Regions from separate parts of the Mus musculus genome. Here region 2 is linked to region 1. A link is a loop called in an ENCODE intact Hi-C map of the cell type or tissue named here. Cell type or tissue: left cerebral cortex. All regions are shown on one strand. Links, peaks and the distances in the headings refer to the core of each region. The heading gives the core; the rest is flanking DNA. Region 1 has its middle 20 kb from the start of Slain1. Region 2 overlaps Scel (sciellin).

Region 1 (15,803 bases), core at 3,893-11,892:
GGAATGTTGACAATCCATAACTCCAGGGTGGACTACTAAGCCCTGCAAGGTGAGTGAACCCCGGCCGAGAATAAGGCCCATGGTTCCCGGGGGCAAGGATGGTATAGGCTCCACTGGCACCGGCTGAATACTCATTTGAGGCATTAATAGGAAGTCGGAGGCGGCACGCAGGTCCACCCTTGTGGGTCTTCCTGGGTCGCCTCTCTGACTGCTTCCTGGGTCCTGACAAACCGGTTCCCATATCTTTGAGGGCCCTGGGACCGAGGGTCCGATGACCCGTTTTTTGGCACATCAGCTGATTGACTATCAGGCGGGGGAAGGAGTCTGCCATTTATATCCCTCACAGAGCGACACTGGTCGGCTCTATGATAACCCTTGCCACACTTAGAGCAAAGAGTGAGAGTCCCCCCCTGTTTATCTGGAGCTCTGCAATCTTTCTTAAGATGCCCAGGCTTTCCGCAGTTAAAACATGTCCTCTGATCATTTCTGCCCATGGAGCGGTTTTGGGATTGAAGGATGGCAGCCGCTAAACCTGCATTGGTGAGAGGTCCCCCAAGCTCTCGACAAACCCTGAGCCAGTCTTGTAAGCCTTTGTTCTTTCTTGGGGCTATGGCCGCTCGGCACTCCTTTGTGGCTTGCTCATAAATGAGCTGTTCTACCAGAGGTGCGGCTTGCTCTGAATCTCCAAAAATACGCTCTGCTGCCTCTGTCATTCTGGCCACAAAATCTGAGAATGACTCCTGAGGTCCCTGGACGATCTTTGTTAGTTGTCCAGTGGCTTCACCTGCTCGGGAGAGCGCCTTCCAGGCCCTAATAGCCGTGGAGGAAATTTGGGCATAAGCTCCCCAATGGTAGTTTGTCTGATCAGCAGAATAAGCTCCCTGACCCGTTAACAAGTCAAAAGTCCAATCTCTCTGCTCTGGAGTCAAAGCAGCTGCGTTTGCTCGGGCCTGCGCTTGTGCAGCCTCATGCCAAAGAGCTCTCCATTCCATATATTTGCCCATACTAGGGAGAGCGGCTTTTACAATCGTTTGCCAGTCGGCAGGAGTTAGTGCCATGCCGGCAAGCCTGTCTAACTGCACCAAGGTAAAATTAGCATTGGTTCCATATTTACAGACCGACTCGGCAAGCTCTTTAATCTGCACATATTCTACCGGAGCGTGGACACGCCCACCCTCGGCTCCTTCAAAGACCGGAAATGCCTGTTGTATTTTCCTTTGTTCCTCTCTGGGAATGAATGAGTCTGCGCATTGCCTCTCTGCGCATTGTCTCTCTGCGCAGGGCTGACGCACTACGCAGGGCGGGGTCTCCGCATAGGGCGGAAGTGCACCTTGAAGCCGACTGCCCGGAGGCCAAGCAGTAAACTGGCCTTCGCCAGCCGCTTTTGGCTTTTTTCTTGACCAATTAGCTCGCATTTTATCTGGCTGGCACTTTTCTCTCTCATAACGAGCTGCTTCTTCCTCCCAGTCTGTTTCTTCAGAGGAGAATTCGTCATCTGATTCAGAGCTACTAAGAGCTGGCTTCTCTAATTGATCTTTTTTCTTTTCTTTTTTCTTTTCCTTCCTTCTAATCTCTCCCCAGGTATTCTTACCTGACCTTAACTTTTCCTCGGGTTCAAGACCCATGGAAAGGCCTGTATACTTATTCTGTGTACCATATTTCCTCTTTGCTCCTACTCTCTCTCCCCACTTTACTTCTGATAGATTGTCTCGAATTTCATCCAGAATCCGCCCTGCCTTAACCACTTGATAACATGTGAAAAGGAACAAAAGGGCTTCTAACACTAGAGAAAGTTCAAGGCCAAACATACCTTGTAAAGCTATTTCCCACTTTACTTCTGATAGACTGTCTTGAATTTCGTTAGAAAGTTCAAGGCCAGACTTACCTTGTAAAGCTATACTTACGGGTACCCTGTTCCCCAGCTGAAGAGTTCTGAATTCACGCAGTTGAATCCTTCTCAACAGTCTGTTTTACGGGAACCTTCATTACCGTGACCCGCAGTTCTGGTTCCGGAATGAGGAATCTTCCTTGCGCCGGTGATGGTTAACTCCCGTCCCGAGTTTTTCTTCCCGGGTTTCCGGCACCAACTCTTACACGCGTTCTCACGACCGGCCAGGAAAGACACAACAAACCAGAATCTTCTGCGGCAAAACTTTATTGCTTACATCTTCAGGAGCAAGAGTGCAAAACTCAAACCCAAAAACGAAAGCGAAACCCCGTCCCTATTTAGGAGAGTTATCCTTCGCCTAGGACGTATCACTCCCTGATTGGCTGCAGCCCATGGCCGAGTTGTTGCCACGGGGAAGGCAGAGTACATGGGGTGGAGAAATACCCTTGGCACATGCGCAGATTATTTGTTTACCACTTAGAACACAGCTGTCAGCGCCATCTTGTGACGGCGAATGTGGGGGCGGCTTTCCACAGCTGCCAGGGCATCACTCTTGGAACCCAGTAAGTTTCATTGGAGAACAGCAGAGAGACAAGACAGCCCTAGGCCTGTCAAATCACTGGACACCACGACTCAGTTTCCAAACATTGCACTGTGTTTGTTCAAAGGAGTGTACACACTCTGTGCACATAATTATTTTTTAAGAAAACAGTAATAATAAGACTATAAGGAGATAATCTTCATTGAAGCTATAATCTAGGAGCCGCTTTGGTCTCCACAGGGAAGCTGATGAGAATCTTGTTATAGAAAGTTTGCGTCATTATGATCATAGTTTGAATAAGAATGCCCCTTATAGGCTCAGAGGTTTGTGTGCTTGGTCCCCAGTTGGTGGTGCTGTTTGGATAGGTTTAGAAGGTGTGGCCTTGCTGGAGGAAGCATGTCACTGTGAATGAGTTCTGAGATTCCAAAGCCTCTTTGTATGTTGCTTGTGATTCCGGATGTGAGCCTTAATCTTTTGCCCCAACCATCAAGTCTGGTGCTTTTTGTCATGCTTCTCCACTGTGACAGACTCTTTCCCTCTGAAACTCTATCCAAAAAACCTTTCCTTCTATATGCTTCTGTGATCATAGTGTTTTATCACAGCAAGAACTAACACACATAGCTGATCACTACATCATAGCTCTCTTAATGATGAAATAATCTCAAACACATTTTTTTCAAGATAAACCCCTATTATGAAGCAATGTATATCTGTATGGTCTTGGTTTTTATCTTCAGAAATAACTTGTTATCAGACAGAATAATATGTATTGATTACTATTGAATGCTTTGCAAAAAATATGGTTGCCTTTAACAAATCAGATGATAAAAAGTGAATAGCCAATCTCTGGTAAATAGTGAATAGCCAATCAGATGGGACAGGAGAGAATTCATAATAGGAGACTTTTACAGCTTTACAACCAGCATTAACTGTCTATCTTTAGACTCAGAATGTAATTTGATGATAATTAGAAGCAGTTTTTACTAGCACATGGAAAAAAATATCTGAAAGTTCCCAGATGCTACTAGAAAACAATACAGAGGCAGAAAGAGAAGAAGAAGAAGAAGAAGAAGAAGAAGAAGAAGAAGAAGAAGAAGAAGAAGAAGAAGAAGAAGAAGAAGAGGAGGAGGAGGAGGAGGAGGAGGAGGAGGAGGAGGAGGAGGAGGAGGAGGAGGAGGAGGAGGAAGAGGAAGAGGAAGAGGAAGAGGAAGAGGAAGAGGAAGAGGAAGAGGAAGAGGAAGAGGAAGAAGAAGAAGAAGAAGAAGAAGAAGAAGAAGAAGAAGAAGAAGAAGAAGAAGAAGAAGAAGAAGAAGAAGAAGAGGAGGAGAAACCTTCCTGTCTTAACTGGGATTTCTATTGCTACGACAGAATACCATGACCAGAGAGCAAGTTGGGGAGGAAAAGGTTTATTTGGCTTACACTTCCAGACTGTAGTCCACCACTGAAGGAAGCCAGGACAGAAACTCAAGTAGGGCAGGAACCTGGAGGCAGATGCTGTTGCAGCGGCCATGGAAAGGTGTTCCTTATTGGCTTGCTTCCCATAACTTGCTCACCCTGCTTTCTTATAGAACCCAGGACCACCAGCCCAGGGTTGGCCCCATCCAAAATGGGCTATGCTCTCCCCAACTGATCACTAATTAAGAAAATGTCCTATAGCCAGATCTTATGAGACATTTTCTTGATCAAGGCTCCCTCCTTTCTAATGACTTTAGCTTGTGTCAAGTTGACAGAAAACTAGCTGGTATAATACTTTTAAGTTTTTTATTAATGGAGCTGGAGATATAGATCAGCATTTAAGAGTACTGGGTGTTCTTCCAGGGGATCTGCTGGCTCACAATCACCTGTAACTCTAGTTTCAGGAATCTAATGCCCACTTCTGACATTCCTGACCACTGTATGTATGATGTATATAGACATACATATACTTATACACGCATCGCTTCAGGCCAAGAGTGGTGTGAATTCTTTTAATCCCAGAACTTGGAAGGCATACATAAACAGGGAGATCTTTGGGAGTTCAAGGCCATCCTGGTAGATACAGAGAGTCAGTGGCAAACCAGAGATTTACAGAGAGACCCTGTCTTAAGAGAGAGAAAAGCAAGCAAGAAAAACTTAGCTCATCCAAAGACTTCCCCCACCCTCACCCCAGGAGACAGCAAGTGAAGTAACAAAAAAAAAAAAAAAAAGGTGGAAAATTATTCAGCAGAAATGTAGGTAATGGCTGTGCAGCCTAACTGGGTAATGAGATGGTGGTATAAGGTTTTGCGTTTTACTTTGTTTTAATCTTAAGATTTGTTTATTTATTACCTGCCACTTGCCCATGAAGCCAGAAGAGAACATTAATCCCCTGGAACTGGAGTTTCAGATAGTTGTGAGCCACCATGTGGGTGCTGGGAATCAAACCCGGGTCTTCTGTAAGAGCAGCCAGCACTCTTGATTATTGAGCCATCTTTCTAGCACACATTAAGTCTGTGGATGCTATAGCACAAGAGGAGCGACAGGAGAGAAGTCAGAGGTTGACAGAGATCCAGGACAGAGCGGGCTGTTATCCTTGATCAGGGATGCTGGCCAAGGGAGATCAGCTCCACTAAGACTGAAAATTGCTAGTGTAAGGAGAGAGGACCTGGCCAACTGTGTGCTTGCTCCAAAACTCATTCTATATGAAGTCTATTGATTAAAACAAGCCATACCATCACAACTGCACACAATGCCAAGGGAACAGGGACTGTGTACTGCCATACTGTGTGATCAGAGGGTTGGAAATATTTGAAGTAGAATCTTGCCTATGACAAATGTCATATATGTAAATGTCTTATACATAAATGTCACTTGTTACTGAGTAAACTTACATCTAAATTTTGCCTTAAATAATTTGGTTGCTCCCCATACATTTTGGAATTTTCTGTTTTTATCATTGTTGGCTTTAAATGCATTATAACTGTGTCTTGACTCATGAAATTACTTCGGCAATTTCAGAATATAATTCTCATTTATATATACATATATATATATATAGCTGTATATTTTTATTAGTCAATATTAATAATTATTTAATTTGTATTGTAATAAGTAACCATAGTCTATGTAAATCTGATTTAGTGGAATTTGATAGGATTTATTAAATGGTCTAGCACATGATCAATAACACATATCTACTTAGATATTATATATATATATACTATATTAAGTACATTGTACTGTACACATAAACAGTTTATAATCATATATCATTTATCTAAGCTTTTAGTGTTTACACATATATATGCAACTTATATATATTTGTTTGAAATTAAATGCTACACATGCTACTTAAACTATCTTAACAATTACTAAAATCTAAATATTTTATTACAATAGTATATGTGTTTTGTTTTATGTAATTTACACTTAAATATTTAATATTTAAAGTTTATTTGTGGAGTATACAGGCATTCACTCACTTATCCATATATCCATTTTCCTATCTCTTAACTGATCTTTTGGAAGTTTTTTCTTTATATCTGTTGGATTAATTTTGAGTAAATTCATTAGTATTGACCCTTCTCCTATTCATACTACGTTAATTATAGCTAAATTTTTCTAGTCTATTGAATTACAACAGCTATCATAACTTCCTATTTCTCTGGAATGATGCTCATACTATGTGTAGATACATTCATATCATATATATGTGTGCGTGTGTGTTTGATATCTCTAGACTATTATTAAGTATTCTAAAATAGCATTTAAATTTTATCTAATATTTATTTTCCAATACAATAACTTTGTTAGTACAGAATACTGTTCCAATGGACATATGTCTATGTGGGTCTGAACCCCACTTCTGGTACCACAATCTATATTAGTCAGGGTGATAGAATGATAGATCTTACTCCACTATGATATCAGAAATATTTAAGAATTGCTGGCTTATTGGGTGAGCCTGGTCACAGTGATGATGTCCTGATGTCTTTCTTCTCTGGCACTCAGTCTCCTGGGACATAACTGTCGACAGCATGTGTCAATGCTCTTCCCTTTTTTCCTGCTTTTCTTCCTGAGGAAGAAGTACCAGAGAGAGACAGAGGGGGAGGGAAAGAGGGAGAAAGAGAGGGAAGGAGGAAGGGAGGGAGGGAGGGAGGGAGGGAAGGAGGGAGGGAGGGAGGGAGAGAGAGAAAGAGGGAGGGAGGGAGGGAGGGAGGGAGGGAGGGAGGGAGGGACAGAGAGAGAAGAGAGAGGATCAGAGACCTTCCTACTTTTTTCAGGCCCTAAAACTGGTATTCTTACTGCCTCTGCTGCTTCTTTTCAAAGCAAGTTACCCTGGGACCTCCCGCACAAGAATCCCACCACACGTTCCTGACCCATAAATGTCATCTTAGTGATTTTATTTCTTTGTTCTACGGTTGTGCTTGGACATAGGGTCTGTGAGTGCTTCGCAGCATAAACTTTGAATGTCATGTTGATAAGTCTGTGTTCTTTTATCATTTACTTTAAAAGAAGAGCGTACCATAATCCTCCACCACAGTCAACACCTGTGACTGAAAACGAGCCTCCAGTGCGCCACCCAGTGGAGGCTGCTTCGCCAGCATGCCCGCTCCTACCCAGGGGAGAGAGCGCCCTTAAGGCTTTAGGATTCTTCCCTTTAAATAAAAACAAAGGACATGCCATGTTTTTCTCCTAAAAACAAATCCCACCTGTGTTGATGGCTATGATATGCTATGATATATCCATGTGGTAGGTTAAAGTGGGCAGGGGCTATGGCTTGTGTTTTTGCTCTTGCCTCCTACAGTCCTAGGTTTGTGACTCTTGCCTCTATATCGTGGTCATCAGCGAGGAACAGAGGGTTTTGGCTTTAATTTTTTTTTTTTTAAATGAGGGTTGGTGTTTTTTAAAAACTGTTTAATATAACTTGTAGCGAATTTTAAAACTTAGGATAAATGATATTTTTAAAATAAGCATCTCGGAATCATACTTGTGATGTTTTCTCTCCTTTTGGCACAGAAAGGAACGGAGACGATGAGGGAGGTTTACATTTGGACTTGGTTTAAATTTTTAAAAGCTGTTCTTTTAAATTTGCCATCTGTTACTTCAGTACTTCAAAGTGGCTATGGTAACTGTTGGGGGGGGGGTACCAGGCATAGACATGGTGTAATCATGTACGGCTTGACCCCCCAACTGTGTCGAGTTTCTCCTGGAGGGACACCAACACATTGTGAGTCTTGTCCCATTGAGAGAGTGTTTCTCTGCAAATATGGTATCAAATAACAGCTAGTGTACAGCAGAGATAAGAACCAGCTATAGACATCCTTGTAAGTCATTTGAATTAAAAGGTGCTAATGCGGAAAAGAAAAGCCCCCCCCCCCCAGTTGGACTTCTAACATAAAACAGCATTCCAACAGATTTATGCAGAACTTAAATAACACAAAGGAAAGATGTATAAACTATGTGATTTGTCTTTGCTTAAGAAAGAATCATCAGCCATGAGGTGGAGGCTGGAGGTTTAGGACTTCAAGGCTGACTCTTAGCTACATGGTGAGTTTGAAGCTAGCCTGGGATGCATGAGATTCTGTGTCGAAAACAAATAAGACAGAACAACAACAACAATGAACAAAAAAAAAAAAAAAACCAACAAATCAGAACCAAGGAAAGACAGACAGAAGACAGACAGACAGACAGGCCACAGCTTTATTTCAGCGTCCATCACTTCCCTAGAGCTGCTGAAGAGAACACACTGTGGATGTTGGTGTTGGTTTGGTTAAAGTTGTGGACTCCACACGTGGCAGAGTAAGCCACAGGGAAAGCGTGCTTGCATCATTGAGAGCTGACTCGACTAGCACAGGAGACAGATAGCCACTGAGATGCTTTAACTTGGGTTCCACAATAAAGCAAGTTCCAATATCAGGACAAATTTGTTCCTCCTTTTTATCAAAGAAAGCCTATATTTAGCACTACCGCTGAAACAGGCTAGGGATGTAAACCAATTAGGTAGCAGTGGGTAACTCTGTAGGCTTCTTGAGGTCTTTAAATACCATTTACACCAAAAAAGGTCTAGGAAATGCACTAGATAACCCTGGAAATTCGTACCAAAAAATAGTTGGGTTGTGTAAAAAACCACTAGGGAGATAATTCTATGAGCTCAAACCACTCAAAGATAAAAAAAAAATTCAGTATAAACCAAAATATTAACAACCCTCAGCTAAAGTACATCAAAACTGTTTACACCTCTTAGGTAAAATGACCCTCTGACATGTAGATCCTCTAGGGGGAGGCATATTAGATTTGACTTATGATTCAGAAAACTAATAAGGTATAACATATTCCCTCTATACTTTCTATTCAAAATTATAGTGGCCATATCGATGATGATATAAAGGTCTTTTCATTGGAATCTACTGGTTAATCAATGAAATGAGGGGAACACCACCTTTTGAAATTTCTAATGAGTTCTTAACTTTATAAAATGTGAGGAATGACATTATGTGTCTCTGATGGAAGAACTTAATGTCACTAAGAAGATTGTGGGTTTGGGAATATAGCTGACAGTAAATGCTTTGAAAGCATGGGGTCCTGAGTTCAATCCCTAGAGCCTACAATGGGGGGAGGGAGAGGGGGAGGAGAGGGGGAGGGGGAGGGAGAAACATGGTGAAATTCACTTGTAATCCCAGGGATGGGAAACAGACAGGTGGGTCCCTAGAGATGTCTGTCCTGCCAGCTTAGGCTACTTGCTGAGTTCTCATACCAAACATTGTTCTCTGACCACACATATGCACTTGTACAGATGTGTGCATGGGGAAAGAGACAGACAGACAGACAGGGACACACAGAGAGACAGACACAGAGACAGAGAGCTGGCTTTCATACATTTCACCACCACTGTTGCCACCACCACTATCGCAGAGGTGGAAAATGTGTATAAATCAAAAATACAGAAGCCAGCAAGACAGCTCGGTGTGTAAAAGGGCTTGTCACCAATTCTGACAACCTGAATCCGATTCCATGCTCCCACACACTGGAGAGAGAGAAAGGCTCTTGTAGAGTGTCCTGTGCAAGCTTCTCCAAAGAAAAACTGTGAAATGTTGGGTGGGAGAGATCCAGATGTTGGTCTTCTCTAACAACAAAATTGCTAAGAGAGATAGAGGAGAACTGAGGGAAGAACCTGTGCGCGTCAGCTTCCCATCATTACAACGCTCACCTGAGACAACCAGTCTAGAAGACAATAGCGGATTTGGCTTTAGTTGACAGTTTAGAAGGTCCAGTCCGTGCGCAGTGTGTCCCTCTGTCTTTGTCTCTGTGTTTCCCCTCGAGGTGGGAACACATGGCAGAGGAAAACCCCTCATATCATTACTAGGAAGAGAAAAAGAGGTCAAGGAAGGGGCTACAATCCCACTGTTCCCTTCATGGGCACACCTTGCAGTGACCAGAAGACTCCCATTAACCCCACCTCTCAAAGTTTCACTAAGTTCCAAAAGCCCAAACTGGGACACCAAACTATGTACACATGTGCCTTTGGACACATTCTAGATCCAAACCTTACTTCTGTGTATCAAAAGAGTCAAGACCATACTAAGAAAAGTCAGTGTCTAGAGATTATACTCATAATTCAAACAAGTAATTCAAAGAGGCTTATAGGATATTTTGGGAACTGTGAACACTATGTGGATATTTAAGGAGACTGGGAAATTATAGCTAATGATATATTTAGATGCCTTATATTAAAAAATCTAAACATAGTAATTGTAATATTGTAAAGGTATCACTAACTATCACTCCATTAGTCTTCTGATATTGAAATAAAATAGAAAAGCCTAAGGCTGAAGCAAGGGGATAGAATAAAAAGGAAGTGGTTTCTTTGGTCCCTTTTTTCCTGAAGAATAAGCTCTGAAGCGTTTCCAGAGTTGGTTATGATTTCCCCAGGAGTGTGTCTGAACAAGTTAATGACTTGAAGAACAGCCGGAAGACATGAATGAAGAGGGATCCTTGTCTCTACGTCAGTTCTCTTTACTAAATATTGACATTTCACCATGGACTCCCCCTCCACACACAAGTGTTGACCCAAGTCATTGACAGTGTGGCTTTGTTTAATTTTTGAGATAGAGTCTGGTTAAGCAGACTGGAATTTATGATTCTCCTGTCTCTCCTTTATGAGTGCCATCATTATTGCCTGCACCTCCATGGACACCCTCATCTCTTGGAAGAGTTAAATATAAACACACGTGTCTACGCTTTTCTTTGTCCAAGTGCGGTAGAAGCTTCAGGCATTTTCCTTCTGTCCTGTGGATGAATCATTCGGTGCTGAGTTTTCAATCCCAGGACAGGAAGAAGAAGCAGTAGTGGAGCCGGAGGAAGAGCAGCAGGGGGAGTGGGAGGAGAAGGGAGGCTGGAAGAAGAGTTGGAAGAGGGGGAGGAGGAGGAGGAGGAGTTGTTGGGGAGGGAAACAGGAAGAAGACATCTTTGACATTGGATGTTTTCATGTTTATTTGTCCTCATCTTGCCATGTCAAAGCATGGAGTTAAGCCCATTAGTCATCTGGGCCTATGGTGATTCTTGAGAAATATTTCCTCAACTCAATGACTGCAAACTTCCCAGATAAATGGTGTCTCTGAAAGGGTAAGATACTAGATCCTAAACCACACTTGAATAAAGACCTCTCCTGTCCAGTGAGTGAAGTTATTATTGTGCCAAAATATGAATACAGAACTAGCTTTTGATTTTTCTCTGTTATTTCTGTTAGAGAAAATATGCCCCCTCAATTTCCACCTCTCACCTCCTAAGGGACAAGGGCAATGCTCTGCTAAAGTCCATCTTAAGTGTGTGCGCTGAGTACTATGGTTAGAAGGAGAAGAGAAGGGAATTACATTAGGAAAGCTCAAGCTTTAAGTTGCGTGTGGGAGTAGTTTGTGCTGGGGACAAAAAAAGAGGAGAGGAAAGAGAAAGCAAATAGAAGTGAACTGCAGTATATATTTGAGTCCCCTTGACAAACCGCTGAGAGGCACTAGACAAAGATGGAATCCGGTTTAGTTATGTGTCAAAAGCTGAGCCCCCGTCTTAGTGTAATACAGCTATGGGACTGAGAGCACATATGGATTTACAAAGCTTCCTTGTGGGCATCAAGGCTGTGTAGAAAAAGATTAACCTCGCTCAGAGAGAGGCTTGAGTGTTTTTACATAGGCTCCAGGGTGGTAACTTTGAATTATCCACCTTCTGAATATGTCTAGGTTTCCCTGGAATCTCAAGTCACACTAGATACGATACAATAGCCAAGTGATTTAAGGGGGGATTTTTGACAACTCCAAATCTCTCTACATTCAGATGGGTTGGAAACTAAAGTCAGGCATGCCAGAGGCCAGCCTGCTGCCATGACTAAGTGAAAATCCTAGATACCAAAGTTACGAGGAGCTCTTCTGAACGCCCTTCCTCAGTACGCGTGCTCACAAATCACTGCTGGGGAGAATCGGTACAGAATGCAGCAGCCCTGAGGAGAATGACTGAAATCAACATGACCATCTCTCAGCACCATCCTGAGCTCCTATTCCCTTGGCTTCTGCCCATTGCACCCTCTCACCATAATTATGAATATCATAGTTTCCACAGGTTTTCTGAATTTCTTTAATAAGTAATCATAATTAACAGGGGTTAAGTGTCATTGTTACCTGGATGTCCTCCTACAAGACAGCTGTGCCCTGGGTCAGTAAAGAGCACAGAGATGAACTACTGTGGCAATGGTTTTAAGGAACAGTGTCTGCTCTATTTTACATGAGCAACCACTTATATGGAGGCAGCCCATCAACTGTGATTGGTTAGCACATTACCTCAGATTGAGCAGTGAGCCTTCAGGCCACCAAGGTCTCTATGAGGAAGAAGCAAGCTGAAGGAGGCACAGAGAGTGCAGACTCTTCCACAGGCCAGCAGCAGGCTACTTGTGCTACTGCAGAATGCAGTGTGCTGACTTCTGAAGCGTGCTGTGCCATGTTCCTTAGTTAGAAGGGCAGTGTGTCAGGTAGGCTACATTTTCTCCTACAGTTTGGGGGATCTCTCCGAGTTGCAGTTCCGTCAGAAGTAAATGGTGGATTTTAGCGCTCCCAACCAGTGTGGATGTATTAAAAGTGAAGATGGTGTTAAAGACCCACAGACTTCGCAGAAATGCACTGTGGGCTATCTTTTACAGGCAATTTAAGGGTGAAAGTTACAAGCGAAAAGGGGATCTATACTTAAAACAGTTGAATGGAATGGCTAAGGTCTATAAGACAGCTGAGGCCCGAGGCAAGAGAATCACAAGATCAAAGCCAGCCTGGGCTTCACACAATTGCAGACCGATAAAGAATACTTCCACAGGAAATATTAAAAGTAACAAACTGCAGTCATTTTTACAGAGCACATCTAACAATGTAGGTCTAACAGTAATCATAAACAGTGGTTTGGGGACCTGGAGTGTATATTATCCATATTAACTTCAGTTCCAGGGCTTGGCACTATAAAGCATTTCACGGGAAGTAGATTTGAAATGGCTTTAAATTTAACTAACTCAACACTGGAAAAAAAACTCAGAAAGAAGAAATCTACACAAAGGCAAGATATACTACAACTTATTTTTGCAAATATATGACAAAAAATATCATCTGGATGAATGATCACCACATGTCAAGTGGGGGTCAACAGTGCATTTCTACACATCTAAAAGTTAATAAAACACCAAAGTATCCAAAGTTTTAAAATGGCATGAAAGGTTTAATCTGTCACCCTGCTCTGTTCTGGTGAGGTAATTTTTAGGTTAGTATAATCATTTAAAAACAGCATATTTAGCAAAGGAGATGTTAACAAGTTGAGTGCCAGTCTTAGCTTTACCAATGATAAATGGGCCCTTTCATGGTTTTTTTGTCATGGTTGGAGATTCCTCATCTCTCTTCATCTTTACATCTGGCAAAAAAAAAAAAAAAAAAAAAAAAAGGATGGCATCAGGACAAAATCATTAACATGTCAAACATTCTTTACAACTAAAACAAGAAAAAATATTCTAAGGGATTTGGGAACTCAAGCCACAGTGTTTTGTCTATAAGGACCATGTCCAGTTAGACTATGAACTAGCAGCCGCTGGTAAGTTATCACAGAATAATCCTATGAGCCTGTCTTATGGGGATCTATGGCTGACACAATCACATCCCCACTTTCTTTTAGTACTGACTCAACACATTTGTGGTATTTTGAATGAATATGCCCCCTTAGACTAATCTATTTGAATGTCTCTGTGTGGAAGGTGTTTAGGAAGGTGTGGCCTTGTTTGAGGAAGTGTGTCACCTGGGGTAGATTTGATGTTTCAAAGGCACATACCAGTACCCCCCCCATCTATCTCCCTATGTCTCCCCCCTCTTTCTTTGTCTTTCTTTCTGTCTTCCTCCGTGTGGTGTCTCTCATTCGGTGCCTTCCTTTGTCTCCTCCCTCTCTTTCTCTTTTTGTTTCCCACTCTGTCCATGTCTGTCTGTCTGTCTGTCTGTCTCTCTCTCTCCCTCTCTCTCTCTCTCCCTCCCTCTCTCTCTTTCTCTCTCTCTCTCTCTCTCTCTGTTCTGCCCCTCCCGGTGTGTGTTTGTGTCTGCTTACAACTTACAGACTGGATGTGAGCTCTTGGATACTGCTCCAGTGCCAGGCCTACCTGCTTGCTGCTGTGTTCCTCGCCATAATATTCATAGACTAATCCTCTGAAACAGTTAGCAAACCCCCAGTTAAATGTTTTCTTTTGAATGCTACCTTGGTCATGGTGTTTCCTCTCAGCAGTAGGACAGTAGCAGGAGAATGCACCAGAAACATGTTCCACAGCCTCCCTTGTAGTTAGGCATGGTCAACACTGAGTGGCAGCTTGCTGTGAACAAGGCGATAACGTTTTCATTCTCTTTCTCAGTCATAGGCCAGTGTGAAGCTGCTGAGCCAACTTTGATCACAGAGCACGAGAACCCGACGGAGCAACAATACGGCTCTGAACAGTTTTGTGTACAAAATCAACTTTTGTTTTACCATGAGAATCAATGAGGAAAAAGACCTCTCTGTTTGAGGTAGTTAACTTAGGTGTTCTTTGTTATAGACACTTAGTAAAGCCATAATTTATATAAAAACTGATGCCCGAAGTCAGATCATTTCAAATAAAATCATGAATGTCTTGGCTAGCTGGTTATACAGTAGAGAGTGAGGAAATGTGTGTTATAGGCTAGAAATCTAAAGAATCAGTAAGCAAACAGTAAAGAGGTAAGAACTGTTGTTGTCTCTTGGGATGTGGTAACCTGTTTCCATGAGCCTGAAGCATCTTAAAGTGCCACAAAATAGAGACATACTCAAATGCATGGGGTGTGTGCACAGATGATACCGTACACAGAGTATATAACACCAATCTATGCAATCTTAAGTACCTATGTGGCATAAGAAGACAAAGTCCTTCAAGTTGTCTTCCAACCTCCACATCTGTACCATGGCATATGCACATGTGCACATGTGTGCGAACATGCACTCTTATGCAGGAATAGAAATGTGATAAAATATAAAAATAAAAAAAAATATAAAATTTTAAAAAGTGAGTTTTGTAGGGAAAGAGAGAAATAAGAAGTACTTGACAAGAGAGGGAACCTAACAAAAGCTACCTTAGCCAGAGAATTAAAGTTAAGACAACATCACTCACTTAGCTCCCAGTATGATATTCTCATAATGGGACTATGTAGTCTTCCCCTCAGAACCCACAGCCACATGATAAAAGCATGGAGGGGGAGGGGAGAAATCTCTGAGTAACATGGTCATGAAAACCAGCAGAGCCTAAGAAACCATCCCAAGCAAGAACTGAAGGAGACGCAATGAGGAAAGGTGATGGCGTCCGAGGCTGGACTGCTGTGTCAGAAAGAAGATACAAGGAGATCCAAGACCACGCAGACTCTTGAGTTCATCACATGTTCCTTAGTTACAGCAAGTGCACTGACTGGCCAGTGACAGCTTGCGCGGTTTAGCCTGTGTGCTAGCAGGTGTGGTTCTCTCTCTCTCTCTCTCTCTCTCTCTCTCTCTCTCTCTCTCTCTCTCTCTCTCTCTCTCTCTCTCTCCTTGACTTGCATTTACCTAATGACAACTTGCCAAGCCCCTGCCTTCGGCCATTTATCTATCTTCTGTGAAATGTCCGCATGTTTCCTTTGTCCATTTCTAATGGAGATGGTTTTCATTTTATTGTTGTGTTTTAAGAATTATTTGAGCACGGGGACAAATTCCTTAACAGCAAGTGTTTTGAAAATGTTTTCTCACTGTTGATGGCTTATCTTTTCATTCTCTTAACAGTTTCTTAACACATAGCAGAAGTATTTTTTTTAATTGTTTCCAGAGGTAATTAATTTTTGTTCTGAAAATAATGGTTCTTAGTATTCTATCTTAAACTTCACC
Region 2 (15,803 bases), core at 5,053-13,052, 79 kb after region 1:
AAGCTGCTGTAGAAGTAGCCAAGAAGGTTTCTCACATTTCAGATCTCAAAGAAAAGTTGGTTTGGAGACTTTTAACTAACTCTTGACTTAAATATTATCAGCACGTGACACCTCGGTGCTGACAAAATATAAACTATGACATCAGCCAACTTTCAAGGAGGCACCCAAGTCAGCCCCAAAAGGCCGCATGATTGAGGGACAAGGGAACGGGAAATGGACAAGAATGTCTAACTGTAAATAAAGTCAGCGCATCCTGAAATCACGTGACTCTCCGGCTCCCCCTCCCCCCTTTCCCCCTCCCCTGGCTCCCTCCACTGCCACTTCTGTGTTTCCCTTCTCCATTGTTGTCTTGATGCAGAGCACGAAAGGCTTTTCCCAATCTGATCCCCTCATCTTCACAGCCCGCTGAGTAGATCTGCACCCGGGATAAAGCTACCTGCATGGGCAGCTCAGCTCCAAGGCAACCTTATCCTACGTTGTCATCTGTAGGAAGATCTCTAACAGGATTGGTGAGGATTTTCAGGACTGAATGAGATCATAGTTTTAGTCAGCAAACATCGCTTGGTAGCTTTCTGTGTGTGATGCGCTTTATGTAGTAGATAATGCGCTCTCTCTCTCTCTCTCTCTCTCTCTCTCTCTTTGTTAAAGATTTATTTATTTATTTTATGTATATGAGTACACTGTAGCTGTAAGATGGTTGTGAACCATCACGTGGTTTGCTGGGAATTGAACTTAGGACCTCTGCTTGCTCCAGCCCTGCTCACTCTGGCCCAAAGATTTATTTATCATTATATCTAAGTACAGTGTAGCTGTCTTCAGACACACCAGAAGAGGGCATCAGATCTCACCACAGATGGTTATGAGCCACCATGTGGTTGCTGGAATTTGAACTTAGGACCTTCAGACGAGCAGCATTCAGTACTCTTAACAGCTGAGCCATCTCTCCAGCCTTAGATAATGCTTCTTGTTTCCAACAGGCTTTAAATATACAAATAAGTGATGTTGTATTTGTATCAACATCAAGAAGGGAAGGAAAAAAAGGGAAGAAAGGAGGAAAGGAAGGAAGGAAGGGAGGGAGGGAGGGAGGGAGGGAGGGAGGGAGGAAGGAAGGAAGGAAGGAAGGAAGGGAGAGAGAGAGAGAGAGAGAGCGAGCGAGAGAGAAAGACAGACCAGAGTGAAGACATAGCATAAAAGGGCTAGGGACTCCATTTTATTAGCATGGCCCGGGGGAAAGCCTCTGTGTAAGGTGACATTAGAGCTGAAACTTGCAGGAAGTGATAAATACCCTGAGGACAGCTGGAACACCAGCTTGAAGATGACATTTGACACTTGAAACTTCATGAGGTAAGCAAAGAGACTATTGTAAAGAGAGACAAACTGAGAGGAAGGGTTCTGGCCTCACATCGCATGGCATTTCAGGGTCAAGCATGTGAGAAGTGAGAGGGAAGGAGCCCACGGGAGGAGGACGGTCAAGGAAAGGAAGGTAAAAGTGAGGAGGTGTTGTGTTTCCTGGAAACCAGCTGAGCAAAGGCTGGCCCAGCCTGACGGACAAACCAAGGAGGACAAGGACTTTGAGGTTAGCATGGCTTTGCCATAGTGGTCAGGACACTGGTAACTCTGACAGAAACAGTCCTGACAGGACAGTGAGTGTTTGGGCGTGGAGCTGTATACACTATAGGAGAAGATTTAGGAGATAATGGGAAAGAAGGAAAATGAATTGAAATTGATATTTTTGGAAGGAACAAGGGTACATGACTGCATGTTTGTGTGTGTGCCTCTGTGTGTGTGTGTGTGTGTGCGTGTGTGTGTGTGTGTGCATGTGTGCACGTGTGTGTGTGTGTGTGTGTGTGTGTGTGTGTGTGTGTCTGCCTCTGTGTGTGTTTGGTCTCTGGTAGAAGCACAGACTCACTGCATCAAAAGGAACAGAGGAGACCAGAACTGCTGAGTCACCTCAGTTGATTTGGGGCAGAGAAAGTTGTCTTTTGTTTATTTCTATTATCGAAGGAAGAAAAAGAAAAAGAAAATCAAAGCCATTGATTCAAAGTGAGGAAAGCACGTTGAGAGCAAGACAGGCGAGCATATGAAGGCGTTCCCTAAAGGAGCAGGAGGGTGAGCAGACCCCGGTAACAGCATGCTAGTTTAAGAGATTTCTATATGTCAAGAACTCTTCTAAGTGCTTCTTGTTGACTAATTAACTCAGTCAGTGCTTATTATAATCCCAGAGCCAGGTGTTATTTTTTCTCCCCATTATACAGAAAAGACTGACTCTTTGTCAGTGAAAATAATACATGCTGGGATTATTCCATTTGATCGACACCACCATCTTTTCTCAAAAAAGCAGTGGTGGTGCACGCCTTTAATACCAGCACTTGGGAGGCAGAGGCAGGCGGATTTCTGAGTTCGAGGCCAGCCTGGTCTACAGAGTGAGTTTCAGGATGCCAGGGCTACACAGAGAAACCCTGACTTGAAAGAAAAAAAAAACAACCAAACAAACAAACAAACAAACATGTGTTGGGTACATACGTCAACTGATAACTGGTAGTGTATCTGCGAGGATTTGATGATCAAATCCTCCCCTTCCAGAAGTAGACAGAAGATAAAGATCATTCCCGGGTAAGAGTAGGACTGCATAGGGCACTGGATACGCAGCATACGGGCAGGGCAGCACTAACCACATGGACGGACGGTTATAAAACGGAGACACAGGTCTATGTCAAGCTTTGCTTATACCAGACCCACCCCAGCGGAATATGAGATTTCTTCTATCTTAGAATGGCTGATGCTTCAAAGAGTAAATACTTGTTGAGTCTGGGAGGTAGATGCTGGCATAGAAAAAAAAAAAAAAATAGATCTGAGATGGCCGGAGTCATAAAAGCCAAGATTGGAGGTATATGGGTCCTGAAAGCCAAGAGCCCTGGAGCACGTGTAGTTCACTGGGTGGGAGCTTTGCACCCTGCTGGGTCAGCTGCAGGGCAATGCCCTGAGGGCTTGACTTCACCTCAGAGGAGCTTCCATTTGCATCTTTGTGTTGACAGCCACAGATGACAGAACCCAAGCCCGGGTGAGGGGAGGATGGGAAAAGACATTCACAGTGTGCCAGGAACCTTATGTGTTCCAAGCAGGGGGATTAAAAATGAAAGCTAGGCAGGAAGCTGCGGCCTGGAGTGCTGTGAAGGGAAGGAAACAAAGGACATTTATAGAGCGATCTTAATTGAATTCTACTTCGGAGTCCTGATGTTTGAGCTTAGATAGTCCCCTGCCTCTCCTCTGCCCTTCCAGGCACCTCACACAAGCTTTCCCAAGATCTATGCCACCACAGTGGTAACTGTCCGTGGATGTAACTGTAAAGAGTCGCTTCAAGGAATACACAGGCAGTTTTCAAGAAAAATGTATGAAAACTGTATGTTTCAAACTATGATACAAAGACCAGATTGAGGTGAGGGGATCCCCTTGTAGAAGGGGCTGTTTATGTTGCCCGTTTTTCAGATCCCTTCTGGTCCGAGGGTTGTTCTGGGGCAACGAGCTTGTCTCCCCAGACCTGAATTCCAGTTTGAGTTGGAGGTCATTTCTCTAACTGCAGCACGGCCCTGGGTTCCATCAAGGACCGCCGACGCACACATCCGTGAGCTTTGCTCTCACAGTTCACCGTGTGTCTTCCTTGTCTCGCACAAATAGCATTTCCATTCCAGCAATATCAAAGGAGCTTGTAGGAACCAAGAAGTGAGCTCTCAGCTGTTCCTGCCACCATGGCTGCTGACCGCTGCTGTGTTACCCTGCACCGAGGGATGGACTCTCACTCCTCTGAAGCCATACGCTTAAATATCCTCCTGCTTCTACAAGTTGCCTAGGTCATGGTTTTTTATCACAGAGATAGGAAGGTCATTAATACAGTCACCTTATCAATTTAGGGATCTTAAGGGTGGGTGGCAAACTGCAATCCCAAATGTCGAAATCCTCAAATATCAAAATCTCTAATGTCTAAGAAAAATAAAATTACAAATACTTTAGGAACAAGTGTGTATCAGCAGGCTCTCACACGCATCATTTTATTAGTTCCATAAGCGTACCACGTGGGTGCGTTTTTTCCCACTGAGGGTTAGGAAGCTGTGTACATTTCCCTACACTGGTGAGCGTCTCAGCCAAGGTCTTTGGTACAGACCTTTTGATGTCCGTCACTTGCTTCTTTTCTCTTCACCATACTACAGCTAATCAAGTGTTTTAAATGCAAATTTATTTTTCAAAGGCTGCTAAATCAGTCCTGGTGGTTCATCCTCAGAGTCCAACCCTCCCCGCCCCCCCAGGCTAACTCAGGAAGCTTTCAAGTTCAAAGCCAGAGAAGCAGACCCAATCAGCTCAACAAGAACTTGTTCCCACAGCCACCCGTGTTTTAGTGTTAGGATAGATACCAGTGTATGGGGCTAAAAAAAGTATGGCAAAGAGCGTACAAGGCACAAGGCCATGTTCAAATGAAAATGACTGTCATGATGTGACTTTCTAGTGGCTAGGGGTCACTTTCCTAGGTGCTTAACAATGAGTCAGAATCTCAGGGTCTCAGCTCCAGACCAGCTTCTGGCCTACGTTGTATGAGCCTGGAAATCATGCTAGTTCTTCTTGAATCTCTGTTTCTTTACCTAAGAGAATGGCTGGTCTAGATGCTCACTCAGGAAGACAGAGACCGCAGAGAATTCTCCATCCCTGGAGATTCTGGCATTTATTTATTTATTTATTTATTTATTTATTTATTTGTATAGACCAAGTAACTTAACATTTGAGTACTGGGCTTTTTCAAACATATGTGGATGCTGTTGTACCTAATAAAATTTAACTTGAGATTTGATCAAGAACATAAGTTTACAACAGTCGGTTCTTTTGAATAGATGTGGTTTGATTCCCAAAGGCTGCTCTGTCAAAAAGACTAGTTCGGGTTATGGCCCTGAGTGGTCTGGACCCTGCTGGTACTGGGGTCTAGAGTAAAAAGGTCAACAAATCACAATGTCTGGGCCCTTCTTGAGTTCCCACAAGACTGAATTAGGAAGAAAAGAATTAGCCTAATGTCTTAGTTGGCTTAATCATTTATAAGAACACAACTTCAGATTTGTTTTGGCTTTAGAAACAGAAAAAACAGAAACTAATACAGATGGTCAATAGACCCAAAGAGACACAACTTCTGAAGTATTTGTTCAGTCAGACTAGTTTTTAGTCCTTAGGTAGTTTTTGCAAAGAGATAATAATAATAATTATTATTATTATTAATAATAATCCAGGAATTATCAGGTGAAGTGGAAAATACATCAGCACTAAAATGGTGTCTATTCAAATGGATCTACTTGAAGGGATCCACCCAAAGGGATCCACTCAGAAGAGATCGTAAATCTATATGTAAATCATGAAACTAAAAGATATTTAGAAGAAACACTTTGTGACCCTGGGTTAGACACGATACCAAAGGCATAAATCATTAAATGAAAACTGAAAAATAATCAGATTTCAACATGTTTTTAAAAACTTTTGTTCTAACAAATACATGGTTAAAAGATTGAAACTGTCAGCAGCACACTCAAAAAGTTATAAATTTATATTTCTGATAAAAGACATATATTTTATAAAACTCAGAAATAAGCAAACACAACACCAACAAAAGGCAAAATATTGAAATGTGTGCTTCACAAGAAAAGATGTACATATGACAAAGAAAGATACAAAAGGCCACACTGCACAGCTGGTCCCTAGGAAAGCAGGCACCTAAGCAGTACTGAGATAAAGCGCGAATTAGCATAGTTAAAAGAAGGGCTTTTAAACTGAAAATACTAAACACCATTGAGGAAATGTAGCAAGCCAGGCTCTTAACCTTTGCCTGTGTGCATGCAAAAGCAACAGACGTTTTGACCCAAACCATGAGGTCTTTACAAAGTTAAGCGTGTGCTTATCATGTGACCTAGCACTCGTTGGCATTTGCATAAGAGAATCCTTTACTGATGTTCACACAAACCACAAGGACTGTTCGAAGCCCTGATGTGTTTTTTTTCCCCCTTCAGTGAGTACATAACTCAACTGTGGTGGTCTCTCTGATAGCACACCACTCGGCAATACAATGGAAAGAGCATGGAAGGATGGCTCATGAACTCTATACATTCAAATGACTACTCATCCGCGAATCTGTTGGGTGATTTTTTTTTTTAAACAGCTGAGAGATGAGAAGACAAGAAAGTGCACTGCCCCATTCCCCAAGTACAAAGACAGACTTAGGAAAAATGACAGTCTTTACAAGCTCCTGCTCCTCCCAAATGTCCTCAGAAGACACTTGATTGACACCCCCATCAGCCACAGGGCATCCACCCAGGGCTCCCCGCCTGGAGCTTTGTTCCTAAGTCCCCTTCCCATGCTTACTACACAAGGCAAAGCCCCCTGGTCCGACTGTGCTCCGCTCCTGCTGTATCAGGAGGAAAGAAATCTGAGTTAAGTAACTTGCTACAATTTGAATGCCCAAAGACAGCCACCTGTATTGTGCCAGAGCGTTTGTTTGTATTTTGAGAGAACTATGTAGCAATCTCTGATAAATTGAGACAATACTGCTAAATAGCAAACCTGTTTCTTTCTTGTCCAACCTGCCTGGCTTTTATGGTTGAGCCAGGATGATGTTTTGTTAAGTGACAAGCCCTAGGTATCCTGACTTTTTCCTTAACTCTACTTTGGACCTGAAACACCTCCGTTTCAGCAACCTCATTGGTCTTTGGCAGACAGAGGAACAACAGGGACCCAAGGGAGGGATGGGGCACAGAAATCCGCACTGGGCAAAGTATTGGTTTTACTTGTCTGCATGAGTTGCTTAAACCTGATGTGGGGAGTCCCTGAGGGGGTCCGAGTTGTCCCTAAACAACTGAAGAGAAAACAAGTCCTTGTTCAAGGTCAAGGCCTTTATTTGTTCTGCTAAGCTAGCTTTCTCATTCTAGTCAAAAGCCATTTCAATGAAAGGACAAACCTTGACCAAGGTTAATGTGTTAACTATCTGGGCTGTTTAAAATATGGAGTCTGGAGACACAGGCATGATTTTTTTTTAAGTTATCTATACTCTGGCATGTTACTAAGTGCAGGCAACATTAATATTTATAAGAGATTCTTGTTAGTGTATAGATTTTTTTTGTTGAGATGAAAATGAAATCCGTTGCTTTGTGTGAGTGTGAAGCACTTTGTAAAGGGTTTGGCACTGACAGGGTTAACAATGCTGCAGCATAATTAGAAAGGTTACATTTTACCATTTATAGTTGCAGACAGAAAAATATAACTACAGTGCAAGGTTGCTATGGCAACTTGCTTCTCAATCAGGGTTTTTTTTTCTCCCCTAATTCTACCAATCCGCTAACTGGAAGTCAAAACCCATAAAAGAAGAGGTTGTAACAGAATAAGGGTGAGGTGATATGGGGGTGCACAGGAAGTAGTTCTTTTCTCCTTTCGACAGGTATGTGTCCATGGTCTCATTTCTATCCCACGTTTATTTTCTTCCTTGTGTTTGAAAATGATTCCAGAAGAAAACATACTGGTTTTATTAGTACTGGAAATAGAGACAGTAGCTTCGTTGTTCTTCTCTCTGGCTAGCATTTATGAATATTTATACTGTCTCTTAAGCAAGCCCTGTAATATGGCTTAACAAATTGCTTGCTTTGCTTTCTAACACGGCTTCACTTGTGTGGCTCAGGCTGGCCTTGAACATGTGGGCCTCCTGCATCCTCCTCCCGTGTTTGGATTGAGCAACAGTCCCTGGCTAGCAAGGTTCATGCATGAATCTTAGATGAGATCTAACCACTAGATCTCAAAGTCCTCAAGATACATCGAAGCACTTGAATTCCTTAAGATGTATTGGTTGGCTCAGAAGGTAGCTCTGTGACCCCTCTCCATCAGTGACACATGGGTAGTCTATGTTTCCTGTAGGGCACCTGTCACCTGTTCTCTCATTGGCTCCAGTCTGGCAAATGCTAACACCCTTGCAAAGGAATTATATGACAGTAAAACGGGGTGGAGAAACTTAAAAAATAAACAAAACTATAAAGATATGATTAGTGATAGATGGCTTTTGAGTCTCCTGAAGTAGAGATTGGACCTGACACCAGTGTATCTCTGGAGTCTACCCAAGTGCTTTCATACACATAGACAGAGATCAACAGCTGTGCTGGAATGAGACAGACAGAAGGAAAGTAGGGTGGGAGGGAGATATCTAGTCAGTCCTCAAACTCTAAGCACATAGAACAAGGCTCAGTTAACTACAAAGTCACATGGCGGTAACAAGCTGAGGAAATGAATTGTTTTACACACAGTAGGGATCAGAATCAAGGATGGACATGTCTATTAATAAATAACTATGGATACATTTGCTCGATGCTGCAAAGGATTACAAGATGACTCCACGTATTTAATGAATAGGCTATAGCAGCTGTTTAAAGGTAAGGCACTGTTAGTTGCCCAGTAAGGATTATTAATTTTTCTGAATACAGAATTCAGAAAAAAAAAAAAACCCTTTGGGCAGCATTCCATACCCATCCCTTCTTATCTGATCGTCTCCACAGTAACTTCATTCTAAATATGTCACATTTGATGTCCATCCCTAAGTCAGGATCCCTCAGCCTCTTACCCCGCTCCTCCCTGATCCCAACCCACATCCAAGCATTTATTATTGTTTGAGCATCGCCTCCACAAACATGTCCTTCAAGTATCCCAGAACCAACCTGCTCAATGCTAAACATAGTAGCAGCGTCTTTGGTCCTACTGCGCATGCCCTGAGCAATCATTTGACACTGCGTGATTACATCATATTCAAATACAAATACAAAATACTTCTCTTCTTCCAAGATCTGTCCCCCAAGTCCACATTACAAGCTTCCCGCGCGTAACAGATCTCCCACAGGATATGGACGTTCTGTGTGTGACTCCTTGTATTGCCGGTACACTGGTTATTTATGCCTGAGGTTGCCACATTTAGCTATCATAAAGAACTCTGAGCTGCAGTGGCCCCTTGGAGTTCTGGGACAGGAATTTCCCACCACACTCCCAAAAGCCATCTCCCGGACACATAAGCTCCCTTTAAGACCCTTCGCCTCCCAGGAGTCCCCTTCCCTTTTCCCCTGTGAGTGTGGCTCACGTGCAATTAGTGTGGCCTTTGGAGACTCTCACTGCTCTGAACAGGCGAACCCTGCAAAGCACCAAACTAAGATTAGTGTGCTACTGCCACCTAGTGGCGACTTTTCCCTGGCCCACGCTAATCTCAAACACTACCCTAATGATGGGGTAAGAGAAGGAAGACACAGAGGTCAGTGATAGAACTTGTCAGTGAGGGTGGCAGTAACTGTTGGTATGGCTATGACTCGAAAGAATAGTTTTGTTGTAAAAGGTAGCACGGAACCCTCCTTTAAGACTGGATGCCCAGAGTGTGGGTCAATGAATGCTCCCGTTGGTTACAAGAATGGGCGCTTCCGGGATTTCCAGGCCTAGGACATGGCAGAACTAAACTGTCTGGCATAAATAGTGTGGGAATTTTCTGAAAGGATGAAAAATGAGGTGTAGAAACAAGGAGTATGAGGCTGCTGAGCGGAGCATCCGTGGGGATGTCCTGTAAGAAATTCCAGTCAGTGACAAACACCTGACCTGTAGAGAGTAGAATAAGCAACAGATTAAGTTACTGAACCAAACAAGGGGGATCCATGATGGATGAAGGGCAAGCAACTCCGAGTCGTCCTGCCAAAAGCCTGGCTCATTTTTCTAGGGTAATGTAAAACCATTGTAATTGTTACTTGGGGAGGTGAGCTGGTCTGATTACTAGTATTTCTATAGATATAACCTTGTCACTTACATAGAGGAGTAAAGGGCGGATGTAAGAGTGAGAGACTATAAAGAGATCTCCTACTGATAATCCAGAAAGAAAAAAAAATGATTCAGGATGATATAAATATTAGGAGGCGACTGGATTCAAAATGAATTTAGAAGGCTGGGGGCCAGGTCCACTTATGGACCAGGTACTCGTAGTTAAGTAGGAAACTGTGGGGACCCTCCAAGTTCTATCCTGGTAAACTGAAGCTGTCAACACAAGCTAGAATCCCCTGAGAAGAAAATCTCAAGGAGGGATTTTCTCCATTGAATTGGCCAGTAGGCATATCTTCTGGAAACTGTCTTAACTAAGTTAATTTATGGAGGAAGTCCCAGCCCACTGTGGGTGGCACCATCCCCTAGATAAGGAATCCCGAGCTATATAAAGGTGGAGAAGTCAAGACAAGCACAAGCAAGTCCCTGGCCTTCACCATAGACAAGGTATGACTAGTTGTTGGAAGTTTCTGCCTTGACTTCTCCGTGATGGTGGACTGTAACCTGGAATTGTAAGATGAAATAAAACTCCTTCTCCCCTCAGTTGATTTTTGTCAAGGTTATGTTATCACAGCAACAGAAAGAAACTAGAAGGTGTACTAGGGTGTCAAATGGCTGGGAATGGTGATGGTGTTAACTAAGGTGAAAGGGGAGGACTCAGTAAATCACAAATATCATGAGCTGTGTTTCTAATTGTTCTGAGACATTTAAGCAAAAGTGTCAAGCAAGCAGGTGACTATCCAGTGAAAACCAGAGAGTTCTGGAGGAGCAAGTGATCTTTGGCATCCTGGCCTTGCACCCCTGCTGAAGGCAGGAGCACAGAGCACTGTGAAGAGAGAGGAGATGGCTTTGGGCTTTAGGTACACTGATACATAATGATTGAGTCATGAAGAAGAAAGGCAACTAAAAGAGAATTATTTAAAATAAAATCCTGAGAGGCTCTGCTAGAGCCTGACAAATACAGAGGCAGATGTTCGCAGCCAACCATTGGACTGAGCACAGTGGAGGAGTTAGAGAAAGGACTGAAGGAGCTGAAGGGGTTTGCAACCCATAGGAAGAACAACAATATAACCAACCAGATCCCCCAGAGCTCCGAAGGACTAAACCACCAACCAAACAGTACACATGGAGGGACTCATGGCTCTAGCCACATATGCAGCAGATGATGGCCTTGTCAGGCATCAATGGGAGGAGAGGCCCTTGGTGCTGTGAAGGCTCAATGCCCCAGTGTACAGGAATGCCAGGGTAGGGAGCCTGGAGTGGGTGGATTGGTGGGTGGGGAACACTCTCATAGAAGCAGGGGGGGTTCCGAAGGGGAAACCAGGAAAGGCGATAACATTTGAAGTGTAAATAAATAAAATATCCAATAAAAGAAAACTAAAAAAAAAAAAAGGAAGAAAAAAAGAAAAGAAAAGTCTAGAAACATGTGTCGGGGAGTGGTTAGCACAGTCTTGAAGCAGTAGTTGTAGCTGTTCATTGTGAAAGTGCTAGTCTGAAGGACCTGCTGGGCCATCAGGGCGTTATCACCAAAGCCATCAGTGACCTTAGGGAGAGCTGTTCCCAAGAGCTGAAGATAATGCAAACCAGTCAAATGCAGATGGAAACCATTGGCAGGATGAAGAGAAAGAGTGCCAACTGAACGGATTTGGACGATCTGCCCAGAAACTGTCAAAGATGATATTTTTAAGATGAAAGATTTGAATAAAGAGAAAACAGTAAGGCTTGATCCCGGGGCAGAACAGACAGGTGAACGCAATAAAGAATAGCTAATAAAGCTACCTTTTTTTATTCAGTCTTGATAAAAAAAAATGAAAGGAAAATATTTGTGCTGATGGCATCAGATAAAACTTCAGAGAATATAAACCTGCTGACATATCTTGATAATTCAAAACATTAGGCCAGTTACTTATGTTTCAAAACAGCATTTACTATCCAGTGAGCAGAGCGCTGACCTGACCAAGAGCAACCTCAGAAATCAGTTAGAAGGGGGAAATGGGTTTGCTTAAGCAACGCTTACATGCTGTGCCCTATTGTCACGAATTCAATTTGTCTCTTTAATATTTATCCCAAATGAAAAGCCTTCCTGGCCAGCGGTGGTGGTGCACGCCTTTAATCCCAGTACTTGGGAGGCAGAGACAGGCAGATTTCTGACTTCGAGGCCAGCCTGGTCTACAAAGTGAGTTGCAGGACAGCCAGGGCTATACAGAGAAACCCTGTCTCAAAAAACCAAAACCAAAACCAAAACCAAAAACAAAAACAAAAACAAAAACAAAGAAAAAAAAGAAAAGCCTTCCAAGCCTTCCTATTTTTCAACTTTGCCCTCTATTTTGTTTAATCATTCATGCCTGAACCCTTCCTTTCAAGACTAATGGATATGGAACAGAAAATTATCATCCCCTTAAGAAGTTTTATGCTATTTAGTCTGAACTTTTAGTTAAGAAATTATTGAAACTAAAGCAGTTATGAGCAACAAAGACATGACTCAAACAATTAATTTCTCACAATTCAAGTTTGAGAGCATTTGATTTCTTTTCATGACAAGAGTAAAGCCATACATAGTCAAATCTTTTACCAAATTCTATTCGTGAGCCTTGCAAATTACTTAAAGCCTGTCTGAGTGGTATCTCGAAACGTGAAACTGGTCTTTGTGCCATTCACATTTTCTTCTGTAAAAACAATTTTGTTTTATTGTTTATAATGTTGTTCATTATTGGTTTTCAGGGCTTCACATATAGCTCAGGAAGAGTCCAAACTTAGTTATGGCGAATGTTTAAGTTGTATGACCGTGAAAACCTCAGAACATGTGAAGAGTCTTGGGTTGGTTTATTGTTGTTGTTATTGTTTGTTTATGGTTTTGGCTTTGCTTTGCTTTTATTTGGAATGTGTGCATTTTTTACTTAGCTATGTGATGTGTTACATGGCTTGTTTTGTTTGAGACAGGGTCCTGTCTGGTCGTGGTTAGCCTGGAACTCTCTATATAGACCAGGCTAGACTCAGAGATGCACCTGCCTCTGCCTCCAAAGTGCTGGGATTAAAAGCAGGTACCATGATACCTGGGCTAAATGTGATTTTTTTTTAAAAAAAAAAAAAGCTATTTTAAATGTCCTTTCAGACTGGTAGGTGATTGTTTAAAGTATAGCAGATCTTGCTGGCCTTGTTTACTTAAATATGTAGATAGAGATACCGTTGTAGATATAAAAGCTAGTATGTACATCTAGATAAACTGACAGCCATAGGCAAAAGCATCCACGTGTAAACAAAGATATTACACAGATAATAAAACTATGAAATCCTGACCTTCTTTAGGAAAACAAATCCTCTGGTCCAGGTTATGCCAGCCAGCACAAGTTTTCAACCCAAACACAGCTCGCTTTGAATTCCTGGCTAGCACAGCAAGTTAAGGGTACGATCCACAGCGTTAGAGGCTGCAGAGGTCTAGAGAAAACCATTGGGAGAGATGATGTCTCTTGGGATGTTGGATGTCTGGAGGATGTGTAAGTATACAACACAGAGAGGAGGTGGAAGATAAAACAGTTCAGGGGTGACTGCGCCGTGAGAGCGCACCTGTGCAATGGGCTGAAAGCCCAGTGAGGCAGCAGGACTGTGCTTTGAGGGAAGGGGGCAGGGAGGAGAAACGGTGAGGATCCCAGTGTATCGTGAAAGATCCAGAGAAGCCACATCAGCGTTATGCTCGTAACTGGTGTTAAAAGCACGGTCCCCCAGTTTTATCTGTCGCTGACCTACTTTCATTCACTTTCGTTCCTATGGGGACAGAGATCTGTTTTAGTAGCGCTCACTCCCTTTCGTCATTTATAATTGTTCCTTTTTAATTTTTCTTGGCACTTATTACAAAGTCTACTTATCAACCCTGGCAAGGCACTGGCATTGAAGATATTAAACAAGAAGACACCGTATTCAACTCCAAAGCGCTTGTGCCTTTAGAGTCAAGGCCTTATGCCCGGCGTGGCTGTATCATCTCTCCTCAGTGAGAAGCCTTAGTATGTCTGGGCATTATGTAAATACCCGTGCTCCTAAACACTAGCTGAGAGTTCCACTGATCAATGAAACCCACAGTCCCATTTCCTTAGTTCTAGTGCTATGGATCTGAGCCAGACTTTTTTTTTTTTTTAAGAGAGCATTGTAATTCGTTTCATCTTCCTTGTTTAAACACATCCAGCCAACTGCTGAATTGTTGTGGCTGATAGCCAGGGCTGCCGGCTCCGAGCAAACTCATACCCACAAGCTCAACAGGCCTTGAATATATGAGATTTTGACTCAGGACCAATCCTTGCACATTTTTACGAAGTCATATAATCACTTGTCCATTGTGATGATCATTTATATTAATACCAGAAGCAGGAAGAACAGATCAAAAAATAAAAGTGATTTTGGAAATATCTAGTAAATACTTCTAGCAAAAATACCATTTCTTGCCTATCAGAGAAAAAGGAATAGCTCTCATGACACTCAGAGGTGGGGGTGGGGGAGTACTTTAACCGACAAAGAGAAATGTGAATAGCTGTAGAGGAATTATCTCGTGATATCCTGAGAAAGGGGAGGCTTCACACTAGAAATACAGTCATTCTTGGCCGTTCATGTAGCAGGAAGTCACCTGCAGATATATATGCTCAAGAAGAAAACATTTTAAGAGAAAGTAGATGTTATTCCATATTATGGTTATTTAATGTATCTTATGACTTTATTGGCATGTCAAATCTATATGTAAATATTTACAAAGATGTGAATAAGGAACTTAATTTCTTTGACCAACTAACTGGTTTATATATTTACAGATCCAATGATATTAAAGGACATATTCAAGGGTGACATTAAAGGACATTTATTTCTACAAATTTCCATCATTTTGGAAATAAAAGAGACACTGGAAGTGTGTGTGTGTGTGTGTGTGTGTGTGTGTGTGTGTGTGGCAGATGGACATTTAGAAAATATGCCAATATTATATTACACACACATACAGTTTGACAGTTACAAGCAGGACAAAATCCCATTGAAATATGGAATTATTTTGGTGAAGATATTTCGACTTCTCACATGGAAAAATTTTGGATATCAGAATGCAAACCTAAAATAAAAATCAGTCAGAGGCCACACTTCCCTCCTGTGTTAGTGGCGACATACACCATAGGAGTTCAACACCTATAGAAGACACTTCTCTAAAATCCAAGACAGAGGCTCTGTGTTTTATTCACCAAGACAGCCCAATAATCCAGAGTGACCTTTGACCCAATGATTGATCTATTAGCTATTTATTGAATTGCTGGTGTGCCCTGCATGGCGACTGTAGAATGAGGTCTATGACTTAAGTTATGTTTCTTCTCAAAAGACCAAGTAAAGAGAAAACACTCACTTATCACTTATTTTTCACTCTGTGCTTCCAAGGAATTTGTCACACATATCCCCACTTGTCATTTGGACTTGAAGCAGATGGACCCACAGTGACGCCCCAGCCTGAAATTTGACTCAGTTCTCTCCTATTCACTGTTAGGGGCTGAGTTGTGTGCCCTGAGATTCCCATGTGGAAGTTTTGACTCATTCTCCTTGAGAATGTGGCATTTGGGGGAAGCAGGGTCTTTTCAGATATTCTACGTTAACATGAGGTCATACTGGAATAAGATGGAGCCCTGATCCAACAGATCTGGTGTTCTTTAAAGCAAAAGAAATGTATACTCAGCTATTTGCACAGAAAGGATGTCAGGTGAAGGTGGCAGTTGACACGGAAAGTCAGACTGTGCGGACAAGGGGATGCCTATGATTGCCAGGAAGCCAGCAGCTTCTTAGGAGCGCAGACATCACTCATGGCCCTCGGAAGAACTGGTCCTGATCACATCTGTCTCAGTGAGGTGATAAGTCTCCCACTGTTGATTCCCCTGCATCTGTAGCACTTTTTCACAGAAATCATTGCATACTAAAATGGGCACCTGCTCACTTCTCACAGC

Evidence for each region. A loop is a pair of places that touch in the nucleus more often than their neighbours do. Peaks named below come from ENCODE experiments on the same cell type or tissue, not always from the same donor. Only the 100,000 strongest peaks of a DNase experiment are listed, where the experiment ranks them.
Region 2: it touches region 1 in a loop (2.6-fold over the local background); 4 of 42 quality-filtered maps call a loop at or near these places.

Annotation. Positions count from the first base shown.
Region 1 is chr14:103,621,913-103,637,715 of GRCm38, reverse strand. No RefSeq gene overlaps it. Among named protein-coding and RNA genes, the nearest start is that of Slain1, 20 kb to the left of the region's middle. In left cerebral cortex, for the core only: a CTCF peak has its summit at 6,973 (motif pointing left); DNase peaks (open chromatin) are centred at 6,987, 7,478, 10,644 and 11,301.
Region 2 is chr14:103,544,072-103,559,874 of GRCm38, reverse strand. All of the region lies in intron 8 of Scel (sciellin), which reads right to left. Among named protein-coding and RNA genes, the nearest start is that of Scel, 39 kb to the right of the region's middle. In left cerebral cortex, for the core only: a CTCF peak has its summit at 9,222 (motif pointing left); DNase peaks (open chromatin) are centred at 7,677, 8,945, 9,211, 11,487 and 4 more places; H3K4me3 peaks cover 354 bases; H3K27ac peaks cover 1,190 bases.